Regions from separate parts of the Mus musculus genome. Here all the other regions are linked to region 1. A link is a loop called in an ENCODE intact Hi-C map of the cell type or tissue named here. Cell type or tissue: left cerebral cortex. All regions are shown on one strand.

Region 1 (8,000 bases):
CTGAGGACTGGCCAATTGGATTTAAGAGCAGCCTAAATGAAACATAGTAAGCAATAACTTAGGGTTATCTATAAGAAAGTAGATTCAAATAGCATAGAGGGTAGATATCTGCCCAGCTCATGTGCTGTTTCAGGCTTATTGTAAATAATAAAAGTTGTGTGTCTTTTATCCGAGAACTGAATGATCAAGATAAGATAGAAACCCTGGATTGGTATTGATAATTTTACACTTATGACCACAGTCTGCACTCACTGAACCTCAGTTTTAGATTGCATCTACTTGTGGGAATATATGCTAAACTCCCAAGATCTATGAACAAAGCAATCTGGCATATGCAAATGTGCTAGGGAGCTAGGTCTAGAAAAACAACTGTCTAAAATCCAGCAATAATACAGACAAGGGTGACAAGACAGACTGCTATCTAGTCTTAGAAGTTATCAGTTCATTTAGAAGCTTTGTACAGTCTAAATTGTAACAAATTTGCCCCAAGGGTTGGGAATGGAACATACCACACGTGTCACACACACAAATTACTGAACTGGTTTGTATCTTTTTCTTTAAGGTTAGGTTTCACTAAATTGCCCAAACCCACCATGAACTCACTTTACAGTCCTCAAATTTGCAATCTATATCTCTATCTATCTATCTATCTATCTATCTATCTATCTGTATGTATGTATATATATATATTGGCCTGCACCACCAGGCCACCTCCTGGCTCAGAGGCGAGATTTGAACCTATCTAGGTCTCCCTGTCTCACCTTACTAGAACATGGATTGAGACATCCAGAGTGAAGAAAGAAGGAAGAGGTGAAGCCTCCATGCATGGCTGTTCTTGGAATCCCACATTAAATCCTTCTGAGTGGGATCAAGTCAGACAAACTACCTTCCAGAGCAGGGCTCTTTCAGAGGCTGAGACTCACCAAAGACACAGAGATAGAGACATGATGATGTCTAAGGCATGGAGATGGATACGATGGCTTGTGTCGAAAAAATCCCCAAGGATCACAAGGCTATGGCTGGAGGGTCAGCATACGCTTTGAGACCAGACTAGGCTACACTGTGAGGTCCTATATGAAAACTCAGATACAAAGAACAAATAAATCTCACAAACAAGGCACAGAAGGAGGCAAAGGATGCAGGGACAGATTTTTACAGACACAAAAGGGGCACACATAAAGAGAACTGAGACTGATATGTGAAGTGCTCAGGTTTAGGGTGCAGTCCCCATTTCCTGCACCCAGAGTCTCCTAACTTTCCTCCTTCACCACCCAGGAACCAGACCAGTACCCAAGGAATATCTGGAAAGCCCAGTGCTATACGGCCAAATTCCAAAACGGGACTTACAGAGCCTGCCTCTCTACCCCACCTCTCTTATTCCAGAGCACATGAGCCAGGGATGTCCCTAAGCACCTGGCTGGTTCCCCTCCCTTTAATGTCTGCAGGTCTTGCTGTGTGCTGTCTCTCATGTCTTCTCCTCTGACTCTAGTCCTTTTTTTGCTACCTGCGTTTTAATTCCCCCAGCACCATACTGTGCTACATAAGCTATGCCTGTGTGCCAGGACCCCACCAGAAGAGAAGCATTCAGGGTTGCCCCTGATCCCCAAGTTGCACAGGTGGGGAGAGGTAAAGGAAGGACAACTAGGACCTGGGCTCCTGCCAACAAGTACGAAAGGTTGGCCTGTGTTCCCAGCTCAGGGAGGAGAATGGTTAAGTTCAAAGCCAACTCGTGCTGCAGTTAAAACTATGTCTAAAATAAATAAATAAATAAGCAAACAAACTGTAAAAAAATTAGGAAGCTAAAAAACACATAAATAAAAATCTGTAAATGAAGTGAAATTGTGAAGAACAGGAAGAGGCTCACAAGGCCCCATTTCTCCTTGAGGATGTATAGGCAGTTAATGGTTGCATAGGGAGAGGCTCAGGAGAGCCTCTTTATTCCGTAGTATAGTAGTATAGACAATGGTGGGGCCCATGCTCCTGTAACTAACCTTCTTCCTATGTAGAAGTCGGGGGGGTCATTTAAAAAAAAAAAAAAAACTAATACTAAGGGGAAGTACTGGAAAAGAGGAAGAGAATCTGAGGGAGTAGGAAAAGGACCGGGAGGATAACAGAGGTTAGGTAGAAGAAAATACAACATTACACATAGATATAAGATGTAATGAAATGAAAGTCACTACGGTGTACCATTAATATATAAATGCTAAAATCGTGAAAGGAAAAAAAAAAGGACAAGTAACTAACTGGCTTAGGGCAGAGCACTACCTTGCATAAATGAATTCCTAGACTCCATCCCTAGAAATAGAGAGCCAGAGGCAGAAGACAGAGGGAGAGTGAAGGAAACAGCAGAGAGGAGAAGAAGTACCTACTCCGGGTCACTCAGGGACTCCCGGGACTTGAAGGACCGGGCTCATGAACAAAACGTGATGGGCTGAGATGGGTTGAGAGGTGAGGAAGTGGGCGGGGAAGGTCATGCTCACGGGCTTCCATAGAGGTTCTGAGATAGAAACATCACAAGATTGTGACTTGAGAAGCCAGGGACAAACGTGGAGATGCAAGATGAAGAGACGGGGCGGGGCGCCGGCTGCAGAAAAATCCTGGGGAGGCCGATGGCCTTGAGGGCCCAGAGACCAAGAAGGCAGCAATCCCCCATGCTGGTCAAAGTCCTACCAGATCTGGAGGCGGCCGACAAACTCCCGGCCGCGCTTGGGCAGTCATAAGTCCCGCAGTCCCGGTGTCCCCACCTAGGAGGCATCCATAGCAGCCCTGGTCATGGGAATCACGCGGACGCGACAAGACCCCCGAGCTGCAGCAGCCAGCTCAGCCTGGCCACAGCGCAGGCAGCAGGGGCACAAGCGACCCCGATGCGGGACGCGGGGCTAGGGGCCTTGTCGTGGGTAAACGCACCATTTCGGGACTCAGGTGAGCGCCCCGCCTCGCGCTGGGTGTCCAGGTACCAGCGAGTCACACGGCGACAGACACTAGGTGCAATCCAGAACACAGAGCTGGGAGAAGAAAGCGGCCACAGATGCCAAGATGGCGGGGTCAGCAACAACGTACGCAAGGCCCGCCTCCTCCCTTCCGACCGTGTGTCTGATTGGGTAGCCTTCAGTCTATTGTGTCTGATAGGGTAGCGCTTCAGGTCCACCCTGAGTGACAGTTCACGCTTCAACCCAGGGGTGGATGAAGCCAGAATTGACAAGGCCTTGCTTTCATGGGTAAATTAAGGCAGGGCTTCCTGTGACAGAACCTCCTTCCTTTTTGTTTTCACTTAACCTTGTAAATAAAGTATCTGAAAATGTGTGAATTGTATATAAATCTATATACATTGTTCGTGCCCTATGTATTCCAAGAACAAATTTAAGTATTCACTTAAAACAATCAAAACAAACATTTGGATTTGATTTTAAAAACTACCATTTAGGAAACCAATGCTGCTATGGATGCTTTTCATTGTTTACCTTAAGAAATATTTGAAAACATGTATAATGCATCCCACATACATGCAAAATATTTCCATTCCTTGGTCTTTAATCCCAGCACAAACAGAGGCCTACTGGTTTCTTTCTTTCTTTCTTTCTTTCTTTCTTTCTTTCTTTCTTTCTTTCTTTCTTTCTTTTTTTTTTTTTTCTATTTCCAACATAAACAATAATCAAATCTCTGTTATTAGGTCACCTTCCCAAGAAAGCTAGGGACATTCATACAGATGTGTATGCAAGGAATACATTTTCTCTTGTAACAATGTAGCCGAACAAGGGATCATGTCTTGAATTTGTTCTTTGATTTTAGCTAGGCAAAGCCTCACAGCATACATGGATATCATGCATAGTTCAGGCATCACAAACCATAGAACTTGTGATTGTAACTTCTGACATCATAGCAAAGGTTTCCAGTGGAATAAAGAACCAGTGAAATCAGAGTCCAGGATCTAGAACCCAGGCATTAATACGGTTAAAATGCTTTCCAGAGTAATTCAGTATGACTCCAGTCCCCCAAGACAATAGCTGTCAAGGATTACTTCGTAGTGGTTTCTTAAATTCCTTACTAATTATTTTTGAACAAACTTCTATTCTCCCCAGATTGAACAAAAGCAACAGAACAAAAAAAAAAAATCAGATTCATTCAAGCATAGCTTGGTATATTATCTCAGTCAGTGTTCTTTTGCTGTGAAGAGACACCATAACCAAGGCAATGGCTTTTAAAAAAGAAAGCATTTAACGGGGGCTTGCTTACAGTTTCGGCCATTTAGTCTATGACTCTCAAGGTAAGGAGCATGGTGGCACACAGACAGAAATGTGCTGGAGAAGTAGCTGAGAGTTCTACATCCAGATCTGCAGACAGCAGGGAGAGAGACACTGGGTCTGTCTTGGGCTCTGAAATCTCAAAGCTCATTGCTAGTGGCACACTTCTTCCAGCAAGGGTACATCTACCCCCAACAAGGTCACACCTCCTAATTCTTCTAAGTTGTGTCACTCCCTCATGATTCATCATTCAGATATATGATATGAGCCTATGGGGACCATTTTTATTCAAACCACCACATATATCAATGAGTTTAAATTTATGTATTTATATGTGTTTGCATGGGCTTGAGTATGAAAGTCCCAGGACAGTTTGCTAGACATTGTGAGTCCCAAAAATCAAACTTAAGTCACCTAGTTTGGCAGCAGTGTTTTTACTTGATGAGCCATCTTGCCATCCTCCCAGAGTTTAACTAGAGGAGTGTGTGTAAGAGCATCCATTAGGGGCATGGGTACTGAAGAGGTAAGGTACTGGGGACAACACATTGCCAGATCCTAGCAGGGAAGAGAACAATTCTATCTGGTGCCAGGACCCTAGATTGTTAAGCAGGAGCAGACCATGCTATGTAGACACTCTGTTCTGCCAGGCAACTGTGCCAACCACCACAATTTAATCCTCACTGCCATGGCGAGAGGACCCAAAGTGTGGAAATCATAGGAATAAAGAATAGTTTCATAGGAGGAAGTGCAGAGACTTTAAAAGCCATGTGGTTTGTTTTCTCCCCCGAATATAAGTCACTTATACGATACTAAGGGGACTAAAGATTGATGAGGTGTAATACCCAGGGAAAGAAACAGCAGGATTAATTGGGTGGAGATACCATCAGGCTGTGACAGATGGCATCGATGGAAACATCAGGACCTTCCTATCCACAACTGGATCAGCCACAGCAGATATTCTGTACACTTTTAGCAGCTGCATCATTAATTCTTTATTGAGAGGAGATCAGAGCAGCATACTCAGTGTCCAGCCACTCCTGTGCCTTGTATTAATGATTACTCAACTTAATGCGATGTCTCCACATGTTGAGAGATTATTTTGTTTAGCTTTATGGAAGTGTTTGTGTTTATTTGTTCTTTGGAGTGCTTTGTTTGATTGATTGATTTTTTTTTTTTTTTGCTTTGTGGTAAATGGGATATAAGAGATGGTCTTATACACGGTAGGTGAGTGCTCTATGCCTGAAAACTACCCAGTCTTCCTTGTTTTGTTTTAAAAACATGTTCTCCCTATGTAACTCAGGATAGCCTTGGATTCCTATTCTTCCTGCATCTGCCACCCAAGTGCTAAGATTACAGTAGTTCCCTACTGTAGTTGATGCTGCATTGAGAACTTGCACTCTACCAGATCTGTGCTGACAGTGGTTAACACATCTCACCCTCACAGCCATCCTGTGAGGCACATATTTTAAGTCATTGCATAGGTGAAGGGATTGTCACTTATACAGGGCAAACTGCTTGTCCAGGATTATTCAGCTATTAACTGGGAGTACTGGGATTCAAATTCAGAACAAGTGGAGACTGAACCAAACCCTCTTGCATGCTATGAGCATATCATACCACTGGCTTATGCCTTTAGTACCTGAACATTTTGACCACAATCCAAAACTGAGAAATATTTTTCATTAATCACTTTTCTCAATTTATTACACATATAAACCGTCTACCACTGCCCTATAGTATTATGTTCAATAATTGTATTAGTTACTTTTTTGTTGTCATGATAAAAAGCAATTATATATAAAAGCATGACCAAAAGCAACTTATGGGAGAAAAATTTATTTTGGCTCACAATTCCAGAGGGAGAGTCTATAATGGTGGAGGAAGCAGGGGAGCAGGTGGCCAGAGCACAACACTTAGAGATGATACCATCACTCAAAGCATGAGCAGCTTATAAAGAGGGAAAACTGGAAATAAGGAGAAGGTATAAACTGTCACAATTAGCCCCCCAGTGGCATACTTCCTCTAGCAAGGTTCAATGTCCCAAATGTTTCACCACCTCTCCAAGCAGTGCTGCCCATTAGCATTCAGATTACCACAGTAAGTTTTGATTATTGCTGAGGGTGATGGTTCACAGCTATAGTCCCAGTACTGTGGAGAGTGAGTAAGGAGAACTCAAAGTTCTAGCTCATCCTGGGCTTCACAGTGAGAACAGGACAGGAAAGAAAAGAGGGAAGAGGGAAGAAATTAGGACAAAGGAAACTTTTTCCATACACTTAAAGGAAAAATGAAGATTATTTTAACTCAGCACAACACAATATTTATTTGGGGTAGGGGGGGTCAAAGGAAAAGCCTTTCCCAGCATGTGCATGAGTCCAGTACCTGTGTTTAACACCAGGTCCTGTGGCTCTCTTCCAGCTGCCTACAGATCATGTAGAACTCTCAAACACTTCTCCAGTACACGTCTGTCTGCATACTGCTATGTTCCCCTCTCCCGCAACAACAATGAAGTTAAACTTCTGAAATTGTAAGTCATCCCCAACTAAATGCTTTCTTGTATAAGAGTTGCTGAGGCCATGGTAACTCTTCACAGAAATCGAACATTGACTAAGACATCCACTAACTGTGGAATCTGCTAGCAGGTGCTCTAATTACCAGGTTTGGGGTTGGGGGGTGAGCAAAGGGCTTCATTCAGCTGAGACACTTCCTTGTTTGCACAGAAGTCTCTGCTGATGTCAATGAGCTTTAGAGGTTATCATTAGGTAGTATATTTACTCACTACAGAAACCTCAATTTTCTTACACTGAGGGAATAAAAGACAGGAGTAGCCCTTGAAGTGTCAGACTATATGAGTGGAAAGGGAGTTGGGATTTTTGCCTGAGTTCCTCAGCGCTTTCAGAACACTATGACCAGTGGTGAGGAAAAGGCTATGAAGAGCCAATGATTTGTTGCCATGGCTCAGAATTCTCAGTCTCGTGGTACAGCAAAACACATAGCATTGGCAAAAATAAATAAAATAAATAAATAAATAAATAAATAAATAAATAAATAAATGTCCAAAGGCTAAGAATTGAATCTGAGCTCAGAGCTCCTGTTCTCTGCGAAAATCTCTAAGAGCTGGGGCTCATTCCTTATCACAGAAGATGAGACAACTAAATCCTCCATTGTGGGAAACCGATGAAGTCTGAGTGAGTCCGTATTGTTGATATGAGCACAGCCATGTTAAGGACATCAGTGCTTCAGACCCATGGACATGGCAAGGGGTCAGGCAGAGGGCAATGGTAAAGCCTTCTCATCTGAGAATGGATGCTGATAGTTTGTACTGAAAGTATCAACCATGGCTTCCAGATGACTGTAGCCTGAGACTGCACACCTATAGAAACCCAACACCAAGATCATCTAACTGTCATGGATCTGGAGGCAGTGGAACATGGGAGAATGGGGCTTAAAAATGAGGTGAACCAAAGTCCTATGCAATCAACAAATTTATTTAGAGCATTAGACAATATTCTAAGGGTTAAGCAAGATCATATGAGCAAAGCTCACATGAGTTTCAGCTGTGTATAATTATAAGAACAAATGTGTAGAAATATTATCTGAATAACAATTATAAGCAACAATGAGTAAACTGAAACAAACTTCACTCCATTTTTTTTTTTTTTTTTTTGCTACACCTAGGAGGAGCACAAAAGCACATTCTAAGAACAAACCTATGTTTTGAAGGAAGAAGGTCACAAGACTCTTGTTTTCTTGGAGTTTTCT
Region 2 (8,000 bases), 180 kb after region 1:
TTTACTTACAGATGTGCACCATCGCACCTGTCTCCAGTTGTCAGTTTTATGATGCCTGGTGGTGATCCTGGCCCACTGACTGAGGTATAGCTGTCTCCCTAGAAAGTCGATGATAGGCACAAGGTGTAACCTCACCCCCACCCAGACAAACCATTCTGTGCACACATCCTGAGCCCTAGACAGGTTGGACTAGTGTTTATTAGGCAGAAGGGAAGAAAAGGGGTCCCCCTAGTCATAGTTCCCCTAGTCCCTTAGCGTAGAAGTCTCTTAAGCCTGGTGCCTCGCTCAGGTGGGGGGTCAGGAAGGAGGTAGTGAGCACAAGCCCAACTCCAGCAAGGACAGCAGAAGGTGGTATGCTTCCCCACCCCCACACCCCGGGGACAGGCCCCAGAGGCAGGCTTCTTCTCCAGCCCGTGCCTTTTATAGCTCAGACATCAATAGGTTCACGACCTCGGTTCTGCCTCTTCACTACAAACACCCTCTGTCCTGACACAGTCACCAGCAGCGTGTGTTCACCAAAGACCACTGCAGAGGGAAGGGAGCAGGAGTTAGTGGGTACAGTGGTCACCAAGGAGGGTCACAAAAAAAAAAAAAAAAAAAAGAATTGGCATAGGACAAAGCAACCCCTTGTCCTTATTGCTCTGTACTCATCCTAGAGGGACCTAGTATGAAAGCAGTAGTTGAACCAGGGACTACAGGAGGAAGTGGGAGTTGGTGGAATGGAGCCAGGAATTCCTTCCCTGAGCAGTGAGGCCGCTAAAAGAAACCCCCCCACCAAAGGCAGGAGCTCACCAGACAGGCGTTTGAAAGGGATGTTCGTGCCATGGTGCAACTGGAAGCCACAGGCTGTGCTGACCAACTCCGAGATGGCACTGGCTGCTTGCTCATCGTTCTCAAGGTCCCCAGATGACTGTGTGTGGATGAAGGAGGGTAGGAGCAAAAGACAGACATCAGAGTTAGGAACAAATTCAAGGCACAGGACCTCTGCCTCCTATACTTATGATCTCCCTTTATACTTGCCCGTAGTCCCAAATTACCCAGCTTCAGAAAAATACCACCTACAACCCCTTTATGATGGTGCTGTCTTTCCTTGTGCCATCTTGTTTCTCATTCTGAAATGCCAGGCTTCATTTGATAGCCATGTGAGGGGTCAAAACCTAGAGTATGATCACCAAGTGATCAGGTCCCCAGTCCCTCATGTGGGAGATTCTAGGCAGGGGCTCTACCACTGAGCCACACCCCAGCCCCTCACTGGGGGATTCTAGGCAGGGGCTCTACCACTGAGCCACACCCCCAGCGCCTCAGTGGGAGACTCCTGGGCAAGTGTTTTACTACTGAGCCACGCCCACAGCCCCTCACGAAGGATTTTAGGCAGATGTTATATCACTGAGCTAACTGCTCAGTCTTTGAAGGTTCTACCTGTTACTCAGTCTTCCCACTTGTCCTGTCTGTAGGCTATGAAGCAGAAACACCCACTTTGTCTTTAAAGTTTTCCCTCTGGCTAACCCTTGGGCAAATAACAAGACAGTAGTCCAGACGTCCTCTGGACAGTAGAACAGACTGTTTCAACATCCTCTTCCCACCGCTTCTAAATGGGTCCTTAACTAGATTTAGTTCCTTTTGCTCTCGGTATCTCCAGCTGTATACTGGGCCTATATTCTGCGCTTGTGAAAGTCTCATGAGAAAACAATGAAAACATAACAGTGCCTACATAATAAATGTACTACAACCGATAGCATTCCATCTCACTCGGTGTCTACAGTCAGGCCATCAAAATTCTCCTTAGCTACCTCCTTGGTCAGCTTCCTTTCTTGATGTCTTATTTGTTCAGGTACCATAGTATTTTTCTGGTTTCCCCTGTTCAGAGTCCTACTGGATAAGTACTTCAGAAAGGTAGAGTACATGTAGAAGTACTTTACCTAGTAATTATCTCTGGGCTGTGGGGGTGGCTCAGTGGATAAGAGTTTTTGCTGTACAAGCAAGAGGACTTGAGTTCAAATCCGTCAGGAATGACCACACTCACACCTGGAATCCCAGCACTGTGGGTGTACAGCCATGTGGACTGCTGAGGCTTGCTCAAGGCCGCCAGTCTAGGTACGGGTTCAGAGACCCTGCCTTAAGGAATAAGGCAGAGAGAGTGGTGAGAGTGGGTCTCTAATGCCCTACAATGGCTTCAGCACATGCATGGGCACACACCCGTGCAGGCACTAAAAACATAAGCTAAAATGTCTTCTGTCCTTGCTCCTCACTGCTACCAGTCCAGTTTCCTGCTTATATGGCTCTCCTGGGACACTTGTGCTACACCATTTCTGTGAGTCACAGTTGTTTTAAAACCCTTTAACCCTCAAGATTTGTCGAAAGATGTTGAAGCTAGCCGCAGGAAGTTCAGTATCAGTCTTACCACAGCATCCTTCCTCTTCAAATGGTTTCAACACAAAACCACGGCCAACTCGGGCACTGGCACACTCAGGCAAGCATGCCCGGCTCCCAACCCTGAGGGTTCTTTTCTCTTTCACAATTTTCTGCCCTTGCAGCGTAGCTCAATTCCTGCCTCTAGAGAAGTCTTGCCCCCACCCCACCCCACCTCACCCCCCAAAATTCTAGAGGCAGGCAAAAATGGATCAGAGCATAAAAGTGCTTGCCTCAATGCCTGATGACCTGAGTTCAATCCTCAAGACCCACATGGCAGGAGAATTCACTCCAAAGTGTCCTCGAACTTTCACCCCCTGTGGCACCCATACGTGCGTCCCTACAAGAATTTAACAAATAAAAACAAACTACAACTAACTAACTAATTGTATAACTTGGGTAATGGTTTGTTTGTTGTTTTTTGAGGCTGAGTTACATGTAGTCCAGGTTGTGATTGAATTTGATATGTAGCCAAAGATAAGCCTGAACATCTAACCCACTGTTTCCACCTTCCAAGTGCTGGGACTACACTCTGTTTGGTTTTATGCAGTATTGGGATTGAAGAGAAGGCTCTGTGCATGCTAGGCAACTCATTCTCCGTACTAAGCTACCTCCCCAACCTTTTGGTAATTAGCTTTTATACCACATATCCAAATACTACATAAAGCTTACTATATGGCAAGCAAGGAACCACAGAGAAGACAAAAAGAGACAACTTGGAAATATTTGAAGGGATTTCTGGGCTGTGTGTCCCCAAAGGACCCCCCCACACACACACACACACACACCCTCCACCCCACGCTTTGCTTTCCCACAACGCACCGCCAGCACTGCACCTTCGCTCAGCACCAGGTAGCCAAGCTGGTCTGGGATTCGCTCCAGCCCTTGGGTCAGTGCGGAAGTCTAGAGGGTAAAGAGACAAGGAGAATCATGACAGCCTTGCAAACCCATCTCCCTCCTGGATATGAGCCTTCCAAGGCCCTCATAATGGCTTGTAACACTGAGTCTCCATCCACGGTCACTATTGGACCTCTGAGCTCTTCCACTTGTCATGTAGGTGACCCAGGAGGCCTTCCTAGCCCCTCAACCCCTCCTCATGTCCCTTCCCACTCCAGTCCCCTTATGCCCCGCCCCTTGTGCCATCTAGACTACTCCCCCGCTGCAGAACACCCGGTAGCGGAGCCTTCCTTCTCCAGCCCTCCCTGTCGCTTCCCTCCCATCTCTGTTCCCTTTCGGTCCCAGGGTGGACTGGAGGTGACAGTGAAATGCAAGCCATAAGGTGGCAACAGAAGCTCGGAAAACAGGGACGCGGAACCGCAGGCGTGCACACCCGCGCATGCGTCCACACTCACCATCGCAGCCGTAGGTGCAGTGTAAGCAGTCTGCCGGATAGGTAGTTTCCGGCTCCAGGCTCGGGTCAGGTGGTTTCACCAGCTGACTGTAGCCCAGCCCTTCGCTTGAGGATTGGATGGCGGGTATGTCATTATACTTTATCAACCACTGCGGAGCCCCGCTTTCCGAACACATTCGTGGATTGGTTGCATTTCCCCGCCCCTCAGGATTTGCCTGCGAGAGTTGTCCGGAGAGTCGCGGGGCAGTGTCGCCACACGAACGTGCACTGCTTCTATCCTTTGCAATAGGAATATGCATCTGCCGGTGGCTTCCAAGAAGAAAGTAGAACAGTCCGGTGATGTAAGAGGAGTCTTAGGTGTCACTGTTCAACCTGAAAAGAGAAACTAATGTACCAATGTGAAAGACGATGGTTTGGTTTACACGTGAAAAGCTGTTCACGTGTTAACTTTCTGCCTTGAGTATATGTGTTAAGAGTGGATCGGCCCAAATATGGCTATGAATGAGTAAATCAAATTTGCTGTGTACACACAGTAGTGTAAGATCAATACAAGATGATAATGTCCTGACACCAAATGCAGCTTGAGAATCTCCAAAACAAGAGAAAGCAGGCCAGGGAGATGGCTTCAGAGACCACTCAGCCTTCAGAGGCTCAGACCCAACCAAAAGGACGGGTTGTGAAAGGGCAGGTTCATAAGGCTATATATTATGTGGTCCCATCTATGTAAGACGCTTAGCTGTGACTATTGCCGAATGCTTGTAATCCTAGTTTAAAGCCTGAGAGGCCGAGGATTGGGCTGAATAGGGAGTTCAGTGCCAGACTGAGGCCTGAGCTACCTACCAAGATCCTGATTAAAACACATACACTTCTTGCAAATACAGAAAAACTGAAAGCAATTACTAGTTGGTAGTGGGGCAAGAAAAAATAGGAAGTGCTTATTAATGAGGGTATGGCAGGGCATGTGATTTAAGCTTTTTGGAATTCATATTGAAGTCTGCATATCTTTGTGAATGTGCCGAAGTTACTAAGTTGTACACTAAATTAGTGAATTATATCCCCCACCCCATTTATTTTCAGTGCCAAGAAGCAAAGTCAGGGCCTTATGCATACTGGGTGTGGGTCTGTACCCACAGCACTAAACAAAGAAAGTCGTCCACCCCAAATCATCTTGTAGAAGCAGCAGCTAATTAGAGAAAATGAGGCAAGGCTGTAGCTATCGTTTCAAAACTTGCCTAGCATGCATAGGCCCCAGATTCAATCATCATGACCAAAAAATTGAAGTAGGGCTGGCAAAGTGGCTCAGCGGGCAAAGGTGCTTGGCACCATTGCTCTGAAGTGGGTATACAAATATCAACAGCTGCTTTGTACAATCCAGAGAATGGTCTACAGTAGCCACAATTTTTATTTTGAACGAGTGACTTTATAAAGTGAGTGAGAGAGAGAGAGAGAGAGAGAGAGAGAGAAGCACATCAATTTCCATCAAATCAGGTACTCAAGTATCCAAGTATCCAGCCAAAACTACCTGAGGAAGTCCCTTTAAGACAACTACGAACAGACAGAGTTCTGGGCAGAGCAGAGAGTTTCTTCAGGGAAGGCTTCTAAGTAAAAGAACAGAAATCATGAAATTGGGAGCTTACAGACATCCATCCAAAACCAACCTGGAGAGGCTGAGGTTGCTAGCTGGAGTTCTGGATTACGTTTTCACACCATGACTGAGCATTCAGCTTCTCTATAACATTGCAGGAACTTTTTTACCATGCGTGAGCCCTGGGGATCTCTGTTGGAAATGGTTTACCTGGCAGCTGTTGTCAAGGGCAATTTGCTTGTTGGCTTAATTGGTTGGTTGGTTGGTTGGTTGGTTGGTTGGTTGGTTGGTTGATTGGTCATTCTTGAGACAGAATATCACTAATGTAGACTAAGCTAGCCTAGAACCCAAAGAGCTCCTCTGGCCTCTGCCTCTGAAGTTCTATGATTGAAGGTGTGCTCCACCATTCACTGACAGGTACAAGATTTTTGCTTTTGATGTTCTGTTTGAAAAGACTGGAATTTGCACAGGACACACCAGGACCAAGTTCCCAACACAAAGGAGAGATTTATTTGCTCCAGAGGGACAAAGAGTGTGGATAGAAGACAAGGGAGAGGGGAAAGAAATATTTGCTCCAGACAAAGTGACTACCTCTGGATAAAGTGGAGACAGGCATGGTCCTTAGGCAAATGGCAGTTTATAAAAGTAAAATAAGAAACCTGTGATAGAATGAGTTGCTTTGTTTTGATTAGACATGATAATTAAGGTGACCAAAGGGAGGCTTTTGATTGCTGGACTTTAATATTTTAATACCAGGCTGGCCTTGAACTCAGAGATCCACACGACTCTGCCTCCATAGTGCTGGGATTAAAGGCCTGTGCCACCATGCCCTGCTTTATTTTTATTTTTATTTTTATTTTGTGTAGCTTTGAGTATCTGTGTGAGTATATGCCATCTGCGTGCAGGTGCCCATGATGGCCAGAAGAGGTCATTGTTTCCATGGGAACAAGAGTTACAGGGAGTTTTAAGCTACTCATCTAACTGGGGTGCTCTGCAAGAGCAGCAAACACTCACAGCACCAAGCCATCTCTTCAGCCTCCATGCCTGCAGGCAAGCTTGGACATTGGTAATTTGGGAAAAAAATGGATATATTAACTTGACCGTATGTGCATGCACATTTTGTTTGTATTCATGTGCTCCACCTGTATGCAAGGCTTAAAGAGGTTGGACGAAGGGATTAGATTCTCTGGAATTGGAGTTACAGATGGTTGTGAGCCATCACAATATTGCTGGGAATCAAACCTACTAAAGCCTTCTCTCTAGCCCCAGTAGTTTACTTATGTTGAACCTAAGCATTTAGCTTGGTGAGAGGTAGTTAGAGTAATAGATACTAGCAGTTCCCCAGGCTGGGGGAGGGATGCTGTTTGTCCCTCTTTTTTTGTTTTGTTTTGTTTTTTCAAACAGGGTTTCTCTGTATAGCTTTGGCTGTCCTGGAACTCACTTTGTAGACCAGGCTGGCCTCGAACCAGAGATCCGCCTGCCTCTGCCTCCCAAGTGCTGGGATTAAAGGCGTGCGCCACCACCGCCCGGCTGTTTGTCTCTCTTGACCTAAGATGTTCTCTATTCCTTTTGTTGTTGTTGTTGTTGTTGTTGTTGTTGTTGTTGTTCTTTTTTTGAGACAGGGTATCTCTGTGTAGCCCTGACTGTCCTGGAACTCACTTTGTAGACCAGGCTGACCTCGAACTCAGAATGGTTTTTTTTTTTTTTAAACACTCCAGATTTTATACCACTCCTGGTCTACCCTGTGACTGTTCCCCATCCCATACCTCCTCCTCACCCCCTGTCTCCACAAGGATGTCCCCACCTCCCCAACCACCACCTCACCAAACCACTCCACTCCCTGGGGCCTCCAGTCTCTTGAGGGTTAGGTGAATCTTCTCTGACAACCCAGACCTGGCCGTCCTCTGCTGTATATGTGTTAGGGGCCTCACATCAGCAAGCCTAGTATGCTGGTTTTTCAAGGCAGCATTTCTCTCTGTAGCCCTGGCTGTCTTGGAACTCACTCTGTGGACCAGGCAGAAACTTTCAGAGATACTCCTGCCTCTGCCTCCCTAGTGCTGGGATTGCAGGTATGTGGCTCCACCATCCAGCTAAAAGCTGTCTTTTAAAAAAAAAATTAAAAAGAGGGGTTTGGGAGATAGTTCAGTAGGTAAGGGTGTAAACACGAGGGTTTGAGTTTGAGTTCCCAGCAACACATTTAAAGATCTGATATGAACTTTGTGCCTGTAACTCCAGAGCTGTGGACACAAAGAAAAAGATGTTTGAAACTTTCTGGCTGCCAGCCTAGCTCTAGAGTCCAGAGACCCTTTCTCAAAGAACAAAGGTGACAGTGATAGAACAGGATGCCCTAAGATCTTATATTCAGAAAGGGATTGTGTACATATATGCAAAACATGGTCTCCTAATATAAAACTAGATTGTCCATGTGGTGCATAGAGAGAAGTATAAAATATGGAACCAAGTGTCATAGTGGGTGAGCCAGGGGTAGCTTCAGCTTTCTGTCATTCGGAGTCCATTTTTTCGGTGGCCACACCCAGGCTCTCCATCCATGCAGCCTCAGATCCCTCAGGAACACTCAGGTGGAACAGATGAAGGACAGAAATAATTCCACTTCATTGCGGACAATAAGCTTCCTTGGGTGGATGTTGTCTGGCA
Region 3 (8,000 bases), 180 kb before region 1:
AAAGACATGGAGGTGGGGATGAGGACATCTCACAGTTCCTATGGGGGAAGTAGACAAAGGTATTCTCATAAATTGTCCTAGCCTAGAGTGGGGGGGGGGGGGTAGGACAGAAGACACAGTCTTTTTAAAACAAGGACTCAGGGGTTTCTTCTCTACTTTACTCTCTTCACACACAAACATCCTCAGGACTAGAGAGACAGCTCAGCAGTTAAGAGCAATTGCTGCTCTTCCAGGGGACCCGGGGCTTGGTTCCCAGCATCCACATGGGGAAACTCACAGCCTGCTGTAACTTCACTTCAGGGGAATCAATCACACGCCATTTTCTGGCACTGCCCTCATTTGGTGCACTCAGACACACACAGACACACACAGACACACACAAACACACTTAAAAATCAATTTTTCTCGTACCTGGAGGAAAACAAAACTTTTTTTTTTTGAAAAAAATATTGGTTTGAGATTACCATAAGGAAAATATATCATTTGGAATAAATGGGAGGCTTTCAAAAGTGCAGCTGCTCTGCAGAGTACCTGTAGTAAGCCCAGGACCATACAAAATGGGTGAAAGGGGAAATTTTCGTGTTGGGAGTGTGGGCGAGGATGTGGAAGAACAGGTAGTAGACTGCAGTGGAGCTGGCTTAGGTTCTGGGTTTGCGACCCTGTTTCCCATTCATTTGTGAAGTTCGGGCTAGGTGGGCCACGGAGAGAACGAAGGGACTGGGGATTCTAGAAAACATAGTTCCTTTAGTGAATGACCGTCACATTCAGAGACTCTCCCCTGATGATCCACCAAGTCCTCGCCACGCATGATCCGGAGCAAACAGGCAGCCAGAGCAGAGCTGCTCAGAAAAGGCGCCAGAACCCTCAGGTAGAAGGACAGGACGCCCAGGCTCCAGCAACCCCGCAGCCCAGGGGATCCAGATCAGCTGCCCAGGAGGCCTCACCGCAGACCCTGCTCTGCCACAGCGCTTCCCGCACTGTCACCTCCGGGCGCCACACGTACACTCACCATGTCCACTTCTGGGAGCCGCTGGCGTCTTCTCACCATCGCCCAGCACTTACAGCGTCACCGCGCCACCGAAGCTGAGCAACAGCTTCCCTAGCAGCATACAGTGATTCCAATATGGAGGGTCCCAGACAAAGGCTGGTTGACAGCCAAAGCCCGCCCCTACCCTCCGTTTGTGTGTCTGATTGGGCACGTCTTGAGGCTAGGGCCTCTGATTGGACAGAGCTTCAGGTTCTCTGTCCTCTGAAAGACAGTAGTTGGCTCCAGCTCACAGCTGAAGGAGCTCAGGTTAACAGGTTCTTAGCTGCAGCTGTTGGGGACTCTGGCTCCTGTCACGTCTCCAAGTTTGGACTTCTATAGGAGGCCTGACCCTCGGTCTTCTCCAGCTATGGGGTAGCCACGAGTCCTGTCGCGTATATGCACAAAGACTTCAGCCTCTGTTAAAACCTTATGCCTTCAGGTCCATACGCGTTGCTTTTAGCCTGCTAAAGTCCTCTCTGGACCACAGCTCACATTTGCTTTTAATTCTATACATAAAGTCATATGTGATTATGAGTTAAGTATGTGTACATGTGTTTAGTCGAATAAACAAATGGGAAGATGTCCGTTTTCAAAATCATCTCAAAATTTCTGAAATCTGCTCTCATTAGCTTTGCCTTCAAAATGGAAAGAGACTTGTAAAAGTTTTCTTATATTCAGATTAAAAATTGCAGGCAAAGTCAACCTTGGTGGCGCGTGCCTGTATGTACTCCTTAGCACTTGAAAGACAGAGTCAGGGAAATCGCAATCTCAAGTTCAGCTTGGCTACAGGATGAGTTTTATGGCACCTTGGGACGCATATCTAAACCCTGACTTGAAATAAATGAATACACGTGATGTTGATTGCAATGACCCATTGCACCTAAAATATCTTTATAATCTGACCAGTGAAAACTTGATGACTTTTATGTGCTATTGGGACAAGATCTTCAAACGTATTTAGATTCTAGCTTGCCTCCACTCAGAACAGCTACAAAATCCTTTTGAGAGCTATGACTTTCCTGGTCTCAGGAAGTAGAAGGGACTGCTCTATACATATTTTTGTAAGCTCAGCAACATCTAATAAGAGGAGATGGAGATCAGTGTCTATTCGGCACCTTTTGTTAGTCAAGTGACTTGTAAGCAGTATCAAGTCCTCGTAACCTGCTTTTCTCTGTAGTCCAGGGAATGATCTGGGGTTTTGAATAAATGTGTTTACTGAGTATATAGCAAGGAAAAAAAGTAAAAGGATAAATTGCATGTCGTTGATTGACAGAACCAGCAGAGTTTACAATACTCAGTAAGGACAGCTGGAGGAACCTGACTAAGAGAGCTAACAGGCTGGAGAAATGGCTTAAGAACGTTTAAAGTTCTGTCCTGAGGACCAGAGTTCAAATCCAGCACTCATATCAGGTGACTCAAAACCATCTGTAACTTCAGTTCCAAGGGATCGTATGCTCTCTTCTGGCCTTCGGGGCACCTTCATGTACATGTCTGCATACACTTACACAAACACATATATGTACACACACACACACACACACACACACACACACACACAGAGGCACCAAAGTGACAAAATGAGAAATTGGTAGTGTTTACAGTCATGCAGCAGGAGTTGATCAGGGGCCATCAAGGCAGTCACCTGGGGTTCCTGATTATAATCTTTTCCACCATGAATCTTTTCCTGGCTTCTCCTTCCTAATGCAGGGATTTTTACCACAGTATGAACAATAGTAATGTTTGTTGAAAGTGGTTTATCTTTTAGCGGTTGCTATTGATGCACTGTGCTCAATAGTCTAGCATGCTTGTGTTTTGTTTTGCTTTGTTTTGTCTTTTTTGCTCTCCTTGTTACAGAGCTGGCAAGTCAGCCTGACTCAGGACAGGGAGTTTGGGGAGGAGAACAGGGAGGAGGGCCTTCTTGCTGCCCGAGTCTGCTTTTAAAACACTTGAAATAGCACATGACCGTTTGCTTATGTAATTTGTATTACAGTCACATAAGGTTGGATAACACGCCCTTCATTGTTCGGTAAACCAGCAGTGATTTTCTCTAAAGAAAATACCAGGCAAGACAATACTGATGTCATGACAATACTCAAGGCTCACCAATAGTTGCCTCTAGACCTATAAGCAGACTCAAGGCAAAGCAGGCCCCTAGAGGGGAGGTAGAAAGTATAGTCCTCGAGGAAGTATGCTACACTACAAAGGAGCTTTGTGAGTTTGCTAAGTCATTCAAACAGAAGTCTGTTTTATTTCTGTGAAGAGATACCAAGTCCAGGCTCTTTCTCCTCCTTTCCACGTGTGGATCAGGATGTAGCTCTCAGCTACCACTTCAGCACCAGGTACTTCACCATGCTCCCCACAACTGTGATAACAATAATAACAGACTAACCTCTGAAACTGTCAGCAGCCCCTCCTATCCCCCCTCCCAGTTAAATGCTTTCTTTTATAAGAATTGTCTTGGTCATGGTGTGCACCTTTGTTGTTCAAAATCAAGTGACCGGCCCCGAAATTATAAACATAGAGGAAATGGTAAAAATAACTCATCAGGTTAATATAGAAAAGACCATGAATTTGAGATGGAGAGAGGGAGGGGATATGAAAGGGTTTGGAGGAAGAAGACATGGTAAGAGTTGGAGAGAGGAAAGGAAAGAAAGAAATGATGTAAATATATTTAAAAGAATTTAAAAGAAAAACCCCATATACACCAGTATCACTCAAAGGAAAAAAAAAACTTAATTATTTTCATCACAAAAGGTCACACACTTAAGACAGTATATAATTTTTGCCTTGAATCCTTTTCTAGTACATTTTGGAAAGTCCAGACCGTCACAGCTGTACCAGAAAAAAGGCTCTAGGTAAGCCTGAAATAGAACCCAGATCCTCATTCTTTTGAGCAAACCATGTGACCTAGCTTATTCGCTATAAATTATGGAGGCAGACACTGTACATAGCAAGCTTTGTGTGTGTGTAAAATCACGCCACACGTTTATGTGATTTTAGGTATAGGAATATAAGGAATATGCTGAGTTTCACAAGAAACCCTCTGTCTTAAAATTAGCTGCAGCCAAGAACCTGTCATTCTGAGCTCCTACAGCTGTGCGTTGGCGCCATCTACTGTCACTCAAGGGGCTGGACCCGGAGCCCTGTCCAATCGGAGGCACTGAGTTGAGAAGTGTCCAATCAGACACACAGAGGGAGGGCGGGGGGCGGGCTTTGGCTGTCACCGGTCCTTTGTCTGGGAGCCGCCATCTTGGGCTCGGTGTTCCTGCCCAGGAGCCTCCTGCGCAGCTTTGTTGGCGTAGTGACGCTGTGGGTGCTGGACGATGGTGGGAGGACACCAGCGTCTCGCAGAAGTGGACTTGGTGAGTGTGCGGGTGGTGTCCGGAGGTGATGGCGCGGGAGCTGGGCGCGCTGTTGCGGAACGGGGTCTGCAGTCAGGCCTCGCGGGCGCTCGCGCTGGATCCCCGGGGCTGTGGGACTGCTCGAGCCCGGGCGTCCTGTCCCTCCGGATGCGGTGACTTCAGCGGGCTCTGGGCTACTCTGAGAAGGCTGCTTGGTTCCCGCAGGTTGTGTTGTGTTGGGTTCTTTTCCATTCCGTCTGTGAGGCTTTTTCTACGAGAGTGAGTGTGGCCCACCGGATACTTAGTTTCTCCTTCCTTCTTATGAGCCTGCTGGTTTCCTCTAATTTTTATAGAGGGTTGGGCATCCAGTCTCAAATCCAGAATCCTGAATGCCAGCCCCGCCCCTCCATATTCTTTATAAGCGTTCCCTGCCCCTATATTTACCTTTTTGCCTATTTTCTCAAATACCAACTTCCAGTTTCCATTATGTTAACTGTTATTCATTGTACATTTCAAATATGCAGTATTGTATAATGTAGTTTTTTTTTTCAATTTCTAGAGTACTAGAGAAAAGTACACTCTCAAGAACTTTAAATTTTTTTTTTTCTGTTTGTGAACACATCACGAAAACAGAAAGGAAAACAAATCATTTGACTCCTGAACATTGTGGGAAAAGTCATTGAGTTTTACATGAATGCTCTGTTAATGTGTTTCAGCATGCATATTACCATATAGCAACAAAATGGAATACTTGTTAACTATTTGCATACCAAAGTATCTGAGCATAACAGTTTAGTTTTGTTTTAATGCTGGTCATGTTTACAAATGTCCTCAAAAGTTCGATTGTATTTTAAGTTGTTTATGGGCTCATCCTTGGGGCATCTTTATGCACAGTAGGCCATGTCTGGAATTCAGTTCAATCAAGAACCAACTCATTGCCAAGTTGAGCAAATGATATTATTTAGAAAACATAGGTAAAGACCAAAACACCACAACTTAGTAAGTAGTAGATTATTTTACTTATATGTAAATATGTTTATTTGTGTGATTGTTTGCCATTAGCATGCAGTACCTTGGAGGCCAGAAGAGGGCACTGGACCCACTGCAGCTGCTGTAACAAGTTGTGAGGCATCTGGGAACTGAACTTGGGTCCTCTGGAAGGCTGGCTTTATTAAGAATCAAGTATTCTTAAATACTGAGCCAGTTCTCGAGCCCTAAGATTTTTATATTACCTAAGACTGACTTACAGAGAAGTCAACAAAAGATGATGGTTTAAAAAGTCACGGGTTTGGCCCTGCCCTCACATTGCATACACCTGAAGAACATTAAAGAGTATTCATTTCTAAGTGGGCCAGTATAGCGATTCATATTTCATTGACTCATTGCAACTTGAATTTTGGAGATTTTAAGTCTTTCTGGGGGTTAGGAATGGGAGTTCAGGGTTCTAGAAACATTTTCAATGTGCTACAAGTATTAGTTATATTGCAGGATCAATGTCAAGTGTTTGAGAACAGCTTTGCTTAGTGAAAGGGAAAGAACAAATTCAGGATACTTAGCTGTATCTTTCTCCACATTCCAACAAGACAAAATGCTTTGTAGAATCATGTCTTCGGGTCACTTTCACAGTAAGGTGTTCCATGCACCGTGATTTGTATTTATCTACAGAAATCATAAGTGACCTATAAGTACTAAAAGTGAAGAAAATAATAATTGGTGTGCCTGTGGGAGCATTAGCCATGTTTGCAGATTTCTCCTGAGATGAGAAGTCAGAAACAGACTGTTGCTCCTTGATTTCTTGGGTTCTGCTATTAGAACAAGTGTCCTTTATGGAGGACTGAGAAGGACCAGATCAATGACCGGAGGAGACTTGTTGTTTAGTGGTGACCATTGGTTTTGGTTGTCAGGTTGCATTTGGTTCAAGTCCTGGATCCAAGTTTTTTTTTTTTAATTTTTTTTTTTTATTTTTCATTTTTAAGGACTGGAGAGCTGGCTTAGCCATTAAAGGTTACACACCTTTACCACAATACAAACAGCGGTATTTTTTATTGATTCTCTAACAGTTTCATACATGGATACAGAGTGTCTTAATCAAGTTACCCCTGCTCCCCTTAGGCACCCCCAATAGGCCCTTCTCCTACTCTTATTGTCCCCTTTATTCATATCACCCAGAGTCTAATTAGTTAGGCCAGCTGCCTAATACCTGTTGGGAGTCCCTTGACTTGGAACAGGTACAGAAACCTCATCTACAAGCAGAGGCTGAGTGAGAGTGAGCTTTGAATGTCAGCAACTTGCCAGGAGTTCTCTGTCCATAACCAGGACAGTCCCATTGAAAGGAGCTCTGTTTCCTAAACCTTCGATTCTGGCTGCTTGACGCATTGCTTGTGAGGCTGTCAATGGGAAAGTGCAGGTCTGGCGCCCGCCCGCACTGCAGAGGTCCTGGAGAGCATTCACCCGTCTTTCAGATCCCTGCTGTCTGAATGGAGGACCACAGTAGGCCACGGGAGGAGGAGAATCAAGATGCTGCAGTTGACAGTCAGGTGACCCTCTGAAGCTCATCTGCCTCTTCAACCATCAGGTAAGTGCACATACCAAAAAGAGCCCACCTGATCCTAGCCTAAATTACTGACCAGCCCAATCATATTGTATTTAAAAAATTTTGAAGGGGCTTGTTACCTAGTGTAGATAATTATCACCCCCTACGATAGACAGGATTCCAAACTTTAATGACTCTTTGTTAATATTGGCAAAGCAGTAGGTACTTTATAGGTAGTGGTTTCCTCTAACTGAAAGATGAGTCACATGGAAAAAATGTAGACATGTATACGTAGGATTGGTGTTCAACTCACAGTACCTGTTAGGCTGGCTTTATTAATTTACGGGTTGGTGACTCTGCTGTTACTTAGGGCCCCAAAGGCAGCCCCTCCTGTACAATGGAAGGCACTGGGTTGAGGAATCAGGCAGATGAACAGTAGGGGGCAAGTTTTCCCAGTCTCGCTAGGGCCTTTTACTCTGAAGCTCGCCATCTTGGGATGCGTCCCTAGGCTCAGTCTCCTCTACTCTGGAGGTCTAGGTGGCTGTGCTGTAGACTCTGTTACCCTGTGACGTGCTGGTGCGGGGAGTTCCATAGGGAGGACGCTCCATGTCCTGGAAGCCAGAAATGGTGAGTGTGTGGGTCAGTGTTTTGAACCAGGGTCTATAATTGGTGGGGATCATTTGTGGCTCTGGAGTCTACAGGTCAGAAGCCTGTACTGAGTCACTGGGCCCCAGGTCCCCTCTCTCTGTGGGGTGGGTGATGGGCTGGTAATTGGGACCCAGGTGGCCTGTCTCATTCCTGCAAGAGGACTTCAACTCCTGTTGGAACTCTTTGTGCCGTTAGTTCCCTACTGACCGTAGGGCAGCAGGTTGGGCCATCAATGGGCACAGGGTACATTCTGTTCTGTTCCAAATGATTAAAAAAAAAAAGTTTTTAAAGTATCATGACTTTAACATTTAGTACAAATGATACAACTTTAAAAAATTGTTTTACGATTTCATACGTATGCATAGTATACTTTGATTAATACCCTATTGTCCTTTTGTCATTGTCCCTTCTCACCGAATATTCCTTCCCAACAAGACCTTCTCTTTCTTGT

The links. Peaks named below come from ENCODE experiments on the same cell type or tissue, not always from the same donor. Only the 100,000 strongest peaks of a DNase experiment are listed, where the experiment ranks them.
Region 2: it touches region 1 in a loop (2.4-fold over the local background); 8 of 42 quality-filtered maps call a loop at or near these places.
Region 3: a loop joins it to region 1, with 2.4 times the contacts of the local background. A loop is called at or near these places in 5 of 42 quality-filtered maps.

The regions. Positions count from the first base shown.
Region 1 is chr5:138,436,537-138,444,536 of GRCm38, reverse strand. It overlaps Zfp157 (zinc finger protein 157), which reads right to left and starts at 3,061. Exons shown (of 5, transcript NM_028130.3): 1 at 2,908-3,061. The coding sequence starts at 2,910. In left cerebral cortex, no CTCF peak of the experiment used is centred here; DNase peaks (open chromatin) are centred at 1,600, 2,602 and 3,098; H3K4me3 peaks cover 2,836 bases; H3K27ac peaks cover 1,182 bases.
Region 2 is chr5:138,251,565-138,259,564 of GRCm38, reverse strand. Nxpe5 (neurexophilin and PC-esterase domain family, member 5) reads right to left here. Exons shown (of 6, transcript NM_001013773.3): 6 at 7,690-8,000. The coding sequence ends at 7,921. Lamtor4 (late endosomal/lysosomal adaptor, MAPK and MTOR activator 4) reads right to left here and starts at 4,083. Exons shown (of 4, transcript NM_001081108.2): 1 at 3,762-4,083; 2 at 3,232-3,312; 3 at 793-910; 4 at 170-525. The coding sequence starts at 3,764. The coding sequence ends at 428. In left cerebral cortex, CTCF peaks have their summits at 3,691 (motif pointing right) and 6,271 (motif pointing right); DNase peaks (open chromatin) are centred at 750, 2,410 and 3,861; H3K4me3 peaks cover 1,866 bases; H3K27ac peaks cover 1,264 bases.
Region 3 is chr5:138,615,998-138,623,997 of GRCm38, reverse strand. It overlaps Zfp68 (zinc finger protein 68), which reads left to right and starts at 4,255. Exons shown (of 6, transcript NM_013844.2): 1 at 4,255-4,389; 2 at 6,831-6,943; 3 at 7,433-7,528. The coding sequence starts at 7,508. A430033K04Rik (RIKEN cDNA A430033K04 gene) reads right to left here and starts at 1,139. Exons shown (of 4, transcript NM_183025.2): 1 at 1,010-1,139. The coding sequence starts at 1,048. In left cerebral cortex, CTCF peaks have their summits at 4,124 (motif pointing left) and 5,458 (motif pointing right); DNase peaks (open chromatin) are centred at 1,169, 4,203 and 4,677; H3K4me3 peaks cover 3,264 bases; H3K27ac peaks cover 2,327 bases.